2 separate regions of the Homo sapiens genome follow, and region 2 is linked to region 1. Evidence: chromatin loops called from intact Hi-C (ENCODE). Cell type or tissue: endothelial cell of umbilical vein. All regions are shown on one strand.

Region 1 (4,000 bases):
ATGGTTAACAGAGTGAGTTCTAGAATAGAGAGACCTACTTTTGAATCTTGGCTTCACAACTAATTAGCTGGATGACCTTGGGCAAGATATGTAAATGCTGTGCACCTCAGTTTCCCCATGTGTGAAGTAGAGACTATTACAGAGATACCTACCTCAAAACATCTAAATGTCCATCAGTTGGGTGTTGATATGGAATAAGCTCCAAGTTATATTATTAGGTGAAAAAGTAAGTGGTGAAAAATGCTTACAATATGATCCCATTATTGTTTAAGAAGAAGGGGAAAGACAAAGAATATCAATATCAGCTTACATATGCACAAAGAGTTTCCAGAGGAAGATGAAAGAAATTGTTAAAAGTGATTATATCTGTGGAGTGATGCCAGAGAGCAGTTAAAATTTAAAGAGGTGAAGGAGGCAATGCACAAGAGGTTTGCTAGCAAAAATTTCTGTTGCATAAAAAAAGAACAGGAAGATCCGTAGCAGTCAGCTTGGATTAGCATGCTGCCAGAGCTCTAAGGTTAGAAGCAAAACCAAGATAAGCCTTACATCAGGGATGTCAAATCCAGACCATGCAGTCACTTCTTCCTCCAAAACACCTGAATCAGGACATTCTTCACCATGGAGCCTGGACAAGGCCTCAGAAACCTTCTTAAGTCAGTGCTCCAGGCGACCACTAAAAGTTGACAGAAATTGGACAAAGGAATAAAAGCTATTTCCCATCCAGCATTACAGCAACAAAATGAGTTGAGAAGATTCTATAAAGAAAAGGGTACTTGGGCTACGATTACCGAGCCTAAAAGGAGAATAGCTGGGAGGTGAATTAACAATGGCTCCAAAGAAAATGTGAGACTTTTAAATGGAAGGTAGTAGATGAACAGTACTAAAATATTTGCTTCGCAGTATCTTCAGGTCTGTTATTCCAAAGAAACCAAAAGAGTTACAGCCCTAGTCTTTACTGTCTGAAATTAAAATCTCCACAGGATACTCATTATAATGAATATGCTCACTTAATAAACCTGGCATTTCTATAACACTTTTATAATCAACACATTTTCAAACCAATCATGATTGGCAGCTTGGCTTCACTTTGCTCTCACCATCCTCTGAGCTAAGTAGTGCAAATGTTGTTAGATTTTATCATGTTGATAAACATCCCTTGGTTGCTGAGCAGTTGAGGGGCTTGCTGGGATCACACAACAGGCCAGTAGTGATATGGGACTACGACCCAGGGTTCCTGACAACCTGGATCTCTTTCCTTGAATGTCAATTCAAATGGAAGCAGACTTACTGGTGAGCTAAGTTGGTGGAGCAAAGAGCTAGGGTTAAGTAGGTTATTACAGCGAAGGTGACCCATTTTATATGCATATGGTGCGGGACAGGTGAGCCCCAAAATTGGGGCTTAGCTGGCTAGCGTTCTTGGTTTTGGCCAGGAAAGAATTCTTGGGCGAGTCAGTGGTGTTAAACAGTAAATTTTATTGAACTGTATTGCTCCTTGCAGAGCAGGGCTAATTCATATGCAGTGTGCCCAGAGTGGGCAGGATATGGGATGTTGTCAACTTCAGTTATATCCACTTATACCCACTTTTAATTATATGCAAATTAAGGGGTGGGTTAATGCAAAATGAAGGGATGGGTTATTTAGAACTTTCTTACAGGTCATTGCCATGGAAACAGAAGGTTACTTTCGGGTCGTTGCCATGGCATTTCTAAACTGTTATGGCGCTGGTGGGAGTGTCTTATGCTAATGATCAGCAAGGGCAAATAGAGGTTGCCTTCGGTGCCACCTACTGGTGCGTGCCGTTTTTTTTTTTAACTTTAGTTGGGCGCCACCTGCTGGTTCTTGACTTTTTTTTTTTTTTCAGCTTGTCGGGACCAGGAAATGTCTTACTGGTCTATCACCTCATGTAGGTTGACGGGTTCTGGGGATCGGCTAGATATGTTACCAGTTGATTGGGCACCAACTATGAGGGAGGCAATACTGAGCACTTTGTATTTATTGTCTCACTGAAGCTTCCTATTGCTCAGGCAAAAAAAAAAAACCACACAGTGAAGTTTCCTCAATTCCACTCTTCCATACCCCACATCTAGTCTGTCAGAAAATCCTGTCGGCTCTCCTATCATAATGTACCCAGAATACGCCCACTTTTCACCACCTTCAATGCTATTCCTCATCATCTCTCACCCAAATAATGACAATCACTTCCTCTCTAGTCTCCTTCCTTCCCCCTTTCCCAGCTCCAGTTTATTCTCAACACAGCAGCCAGAGAGATCCTTTGAAAACTCAGAACATATCATGTCACTATCTGGCTCAAAACTCTGTCATGGTTCCCAGTTTCACTCAGAGTAAAAGGCAGTGTCTTGACAGTAGCCTATAAGGCCTCCATGACCCACCATCCTGCTCTCTGTGCAATTCCTTCCCTCTTCCTGGCCTTTGCACGCTCTGTACTCTCTCACTGGAATGCTGTTCTCCAAGAATCTGTCTGGCTTTTCCCCTCACCCCATTCAGGCCTCTGCTCAAATACCACCTGACCAGAGAAGGCATCCATGACCACCCTATTTAAAATGACTTCTCCTCCCTACCCCAGTCCTTGCTAACTCTTCCTGGTTTTTTTCATAACACTGATCCCCATCTGATACACTAAATCTTTTTTTTTTTTTTTGCATATTGTGCATTTTGTATGTCTCATTACAGGAATGTAGCTCTGTGAAGAAACTACTGTATTTTTAGCACCCAGAACAGTACCTGATACCAAGAAGTTTCTCAAGAGGCATTTGCTGATTAATTTCTGAAAAGAGTTTTGTGAAATGGGTACCATTATTATTCCCATTTTACAGATGAAGAAATGTCATAGCGTTTCAGTGGTTTAGTTAGGGTTACTCATCTAGTAAGAGGTGAGTCAGGTCTCCCTGCCTCTGTAGAGATAAAATTCATTCTCTCTCTCTCTCTCTCTCCTTCCTCCTTTACACATCCGAAAACACATATACACATGCTTACGTGAACATTCTGCAACATTCTGCAAATATTCTCAGTGTCACTGTAACTAAATTTTTAGAAAAAAATAGCAAAGGACTAACTGGAATGAGCTCCATCAGCAGGAGGAAAAGAAGCAAAAAACTCAAGCAAAAATAATATGACTGAGGAGGAAAACTAGTATTCAATGCAAAACATTAAGGAGGTTTTTGTGGGTGGAAGCAATCTTGTTCATCTACTTGTGGCAGGATATTTCGAAGAAGTATTATTGTGGGGTTTGTTCTCTGTTACAAAGTAATCAGAATGAGAGGTAGTTTTCTTCCTATTTCCTCAAGGCCTCACTCTCAGAAGGGCCCTGTGCTTGGTTTAAAGCCCTGCTGTCATTGTCTTGAAATTGTGAATAATTTTATCTTTGATTTTGTGGTTTGTAAGTGAAATCTAATGGGACAACAGAACATTTGTGTTAACACACAACATATGCCAGGTGGTAGTATGCACATAGCAGTTCATGCAATGCACTATGCACACCCAGGGTAGTCCAGGGTACTGCAGGTTCTTGAAAGAATAGCTGTGGCCAGGATCTAGGTCAAGACTGGTGGAGTCAATAGTGGTGGAAACAGCAGAAGCTACAGTTGTCATGGCAGTGGCTGCAGCCCCAAAAAAGAGGGGGTGCTCCATATGGGGCCAGCACTGGGACCAAGGTGGACATTCACTTACCTGTCCATCCCCAAAGCCCATCCCTCTGCCATCTACACGAATAGCTACTCTCTGACTTGAATTTTGGGACAGGTAACTGCCTGTTTTTAGGCAATAAAGTTTGTCAGCAAATTACTATAAAACAAGTATAAAATGCATTGTACATTGCAATAAACATATCAGAGAGTTATTTGGAGTTTTCAAAGAGTTTAGAATTTCTGGGTTTGAAACCTGTTGCAGCCTTGCAAAGGAAATATCCACAGGCTTAGAAAAGAATTAATTTTAAAGATTATCCTATTCAACAGAAAATAAATATTTTCATATAAAGCTTCG
Region 2 (4,000 bases), 150 kb after region 1:
CAGAGAGAGGAAGCAGCAGTGCTCTTTCACAGCTTCTAAGATTACTATTGCACTTCTATTGTATAGGTACAGAATGGATGTGTTAACACTAACCCTTTTGTTACAGTCAAATCTTCTTAACATTTCATTTCCTCCTTGGTCCTGAGGTCTTCGATCTACCCTTGAATGAAGCATTATCAAAGGAGAAAGGGAGTAAGGTCAAGGAAATGGAACTAATATGTTTTGATGTGAGCACTCAGTATGTGGCAAACCCTTTACAACCTGATCATATTTTGGCCTTACAACATCCTTGTATTTGAAAAAGCAGAAGCTCAAAGATGACATGTGGCATGTCCAAAGTCACACAGCTAGCGTCCAAGCTCCAGACTCCAATATCCATGTTTTTTACACTAAACTAAGCTGTTTTCCCTTAAAATGAGTAGCTGTCATTCACATTCTGGAGCATGTGAAAATTCTGTCATGGAGCTGCGTTATGGTTTGAATGTCTGTCTCCTCCAAAACTCATGTTGAAACGTAATTGCCACTGTAACAGTATTAAGAGGTGAGATCTTTAAGAGGTGGTTAGGCTCCACCGTCATGAATAGATTAATGCCATTCATGGGAATGGCATTTCATGGGAATGGATTCCTTACAAAAGGGCAAGTTTGGCCTCTCTCTCCTTTGCCATGGGATGACACAGCAAGAAAGCCCTTGCCAATTGTCAGTCCCTCAGTCTTGGCCTTCTCATCCTCCATAACCACATGAACAAATTTCTCTAATAAATCCCCTCTCCTCTATCTATCTATCTAGCTAGCTATCCCATTGGTTCTGTCTCACTGGAGAACTCTGACTAATACAAACTAGTTTATAGCTTGTCTAAAAACTTCAGAGAAAAGATGTCTTCAAAATATTCTACTCTGAGTAAGAGACAAAGAGTGCTTCATGAAATTATTCAAGAATTCTCTTGCATAGCCAATGTTTAAGAGGCGTAAGTTACTAAATGTGCATAGAACCACTTCTTTAAAATTAAATAAGCAATATTATATGCAAATGAATCTAAGCAGCTCTAGAGCTAAACAATAAACTAAGGGGAAATTAATGCATCATGTTCAAATATTATTAACAAAAATGGAAAAAAATAATAGGTAAATAACACTAATAAAGTGAATTTTTCTGGGCCAGGCACTGTTCTAGCTGCTTTACATATATTAACTCACTTAATATTTAATACAACCCTATGTGTTAGGCATTATTATTATTATTTTATAGATGAGGAAATTGAAGCTCAGACAAGTTACATAATCTGTCTGAGGTCACACATTTATTAAGCAGGAAAGCCCAAAATGTACAGCTATGCAATCTTGCTCTAGATGACACACTCATCCATTACAATGCACTTGAAACTAATGATGTTAAGATTTTTTCTTGCAATTCTTAACTGCTCAAAATCATCCTAACACAAGAAACTTCTGGTTAAATAAAAAAGAAGGCCTCCACCTTTAGAAAAGATGTATGATAATACCTGTAGCATAACAATGAGCAAAAACCATCTTAAAATAAAACACCCAGAGTAGCTCATAGGTTCTAACACAAAATGTGAGTCTAAGTTTCTACAATATGAATTTTCTTTTTGTTCCACATATTCCTATCAAAACGGTAAGAAATAAATTAGTATCGATACAACTCTTCCATTAAATTTCTACAAATATTACCTAAACATAACGAACAGATTTCAATTCTAATCCTACTCAGAATCATACACATTCTTTCTTTGTTATTTCATTTATGATAATTAATTATACATCTTTTACATTGTTAATTTTTAAATTCCCACTGCACGTAGAAGCATATTTTACTGGAGACTTCTATGTAGAAAACTGAATTGTACATTATAAGATCACATGACCATGCATATCCCAGTTTTCATTCTTCCAAATGAGTAATATAAATTCACAAATCAACTTTCTTCATTTGAAAATTTAAGTATCATCCCTATGAGCAAAAGCCCTAACTACTTATGTTCGAAACAATTGAGGGATATGATGCTGATATTTATTATCACATTTATTTTTTGTTCTTGCTATTTTAATCTTTGATTGTTATGGAACATCTTCACTCTCTTTCTATGGTTCAATGGGTTAACAACCAAATAGACATCCATCAGTTTTTAATAATAATCTATTTTTCACATTAAAATTTCATGGAAAATCGTTCATACTTCTTACTGGATGGAAGTTTTTTAAATAGCTCTGAAAATTCACCACCAAAAACAGTCAAAAAAGATTCTATGTAGCAACAGTGCCCTCTGCTGGCTACAGCGTGGAACAGCTAAACCAGGCCTATAAGAAATCCAACAGCTAAGGGGATCTGCCGTGACCCCCGTTTGGCGATGCCGACAATGACCGTTCTGCCCACCTTTTCCCCATTCCAGGTTAAGTAGAATTTGGCTTGATACCTCCTCAAGGGAAGCAAACTCTGTTTAGCAGGCCAGGGATCACATGTGCCCTTTTCTTCCTTTTGAAGAGCTGGTCAAGCCCAAAACCTCAAAAGATTTTAAGAAAAGGCACACGGATTTGAACAATCGTTTCCTGATCTTCTCCAGATCTTTTACAGATCTTCCTCTTACCTCATTTTTCACTGGCCCGCATAAGACAAAAAGAAGCATTTATAAATAAAACCAGTCCATCCCCTACTCCGGAGCTACTTGCCCCCCTTGTCGCCTCCCTTAACGGTAATAGCAGCAAACAATTCAAGATCAGCATTAAATGGCTCTAGGGGTAAGAATTGAAAACCCCTTTTAGCCAGCACCTAACAGTGTCTAGTCACTTACTAGGAGAGGTAAATGGTGCTTCCTAAGTTATTGAGTGTGATCCTCATTAAAGGTGCTTGTATCATTGCAACTTCAGACTGAACTGCCATACCACCAAATACACATGGGAAGCTAGAGAGGAACAAGGAATCTCTAAGCATAGAGGCGTCCCTCTTCTAGAAAAACAATTCCAAAAGCCGTTCCCTGCTATTTGTAGTTACTTTAAAGATTTTATACTCAATTCAATTATTGAAGGGGTTCCTAAATACTAATTAAGGGAGTGCAGTTTCCCCTCGAACTTTGCTTCTGTGGGGATCGGGCGGTTCCAATGCAAAGCTTTGCAACTTGGGGCGGCTGCATAAGCTCTCAGCTTTGGGCTACTCCAAAATCCACGTTGACCCCAGGGCCTCGGTGAACAAAGCACTGGGCTGCGCTACTTGAGGCTCAGTCCCTGCCCCTTCCCACACAACCAGGAAGGCGTATACACAACGAAAACCGGAGGTCTACTACGTGGCACCACGGAGAGGAGGGAATCACTTCAGAGTTGATTAGCTGCGTCGGGGATTCGGGTGAGGCAAGTGAGGCTAAGTCGTTCAAGTGCAAGGTCTGAGCTTGCCCTTATTTAATATTTCTTATCTAGCTTCTTGCGGAATTTTGGCTATAACTTTGAATTTTAAAGAGACTGCATGAACAGTTTTATCTTGATTACTGAGTATCTTGGTGCCGCCTTAAATTTTGCACCCGAGGCGAGTGCCTTGCTCGTTTTGCCCTATTTACCACCGTGGTGATTGAGTGAGGGCGATTTTCCAGCTACCGAAGGGGTAAAAGATAGCCCGGAGGAGGAAGCCGGGAGCCGAGGCAGGAGCCCTCAGGATGGGAAGGAGGAGGAGGTCGCAGAGGTGGGCTCTGACTGGCTGGCTGCGAGCCAGCGAAGACGCTCCGCTCAGGGAATTTGTGGGGCCGCCAGGGAAACAAGCTTGGTTAAAGCGGAATACGGGAAGGAGTCGGCTTACCGGGTCTGGCTGCTCCGAGCCACGCAATCTCCTCTCCTTAACCGCCTCCCCTCTCTGGGGAGGACTCGTCTCGTCTTTGCAGTGTGCCTACTCCGATGCAGTGCCGTTCTGTGCCACGTTGTCACCCGGCTGCTCTCTGGAGAGACCCGCCCCTGCGGATGGCCTCTCCAGCATTCGTCGGCTCCTGACTCGCCACCCT

The links. A loop is a pair of places that touch in the nucleus more often than their neighbours do. Peaks named below come from ENCODE experiments on the same cell type or tissue, not always from the same donor. Only the 100,000 strongest peaks of a DNase experiment are listed, where the experiment ranks them.
Region 2: it touches region 1 in a loop (5-fold over the local background); 5 of 110 quality-filtered maps call a loop at or near these places.

What each region holds. Positions count from the first base shown.
Region 1 is chrX:140,916,371-140,920,370 of GRCh38, reverse strand. No RefSeq gene overlaps it. Among named protein-coding and RNA genes, the nearest start is that of MIR320D2, 7.9 kb to the left of the region's middle. In endothelial cell of umbilical vein, a CTCF peak has its summit at 1,813 (motif pointing left); a DNase peak (open chromatin) is centred at 1,820; H3K27ac peaks cover 353 bases.
Region 2 is chrX:140,764,500-140,768,499 of GRCh38, reverse strand. The region is part of intron 3 of LINC00632 (long intergenic non-protein coding RNA 632); the gene reads right to left. Among named protein-coding and RNA genes, the nearest start is that of LINC00632, 57 kb to the right of the region's middle. In endothelial cell of umbilical vein, a CTCF peak has its summit at 2,315 (motif pointing left); a DNase peak (open chromatin) is centred at 2,279; H3K4me3 peaks cover 1,113 bases; H3K27ac peaks cover 1,306 bases.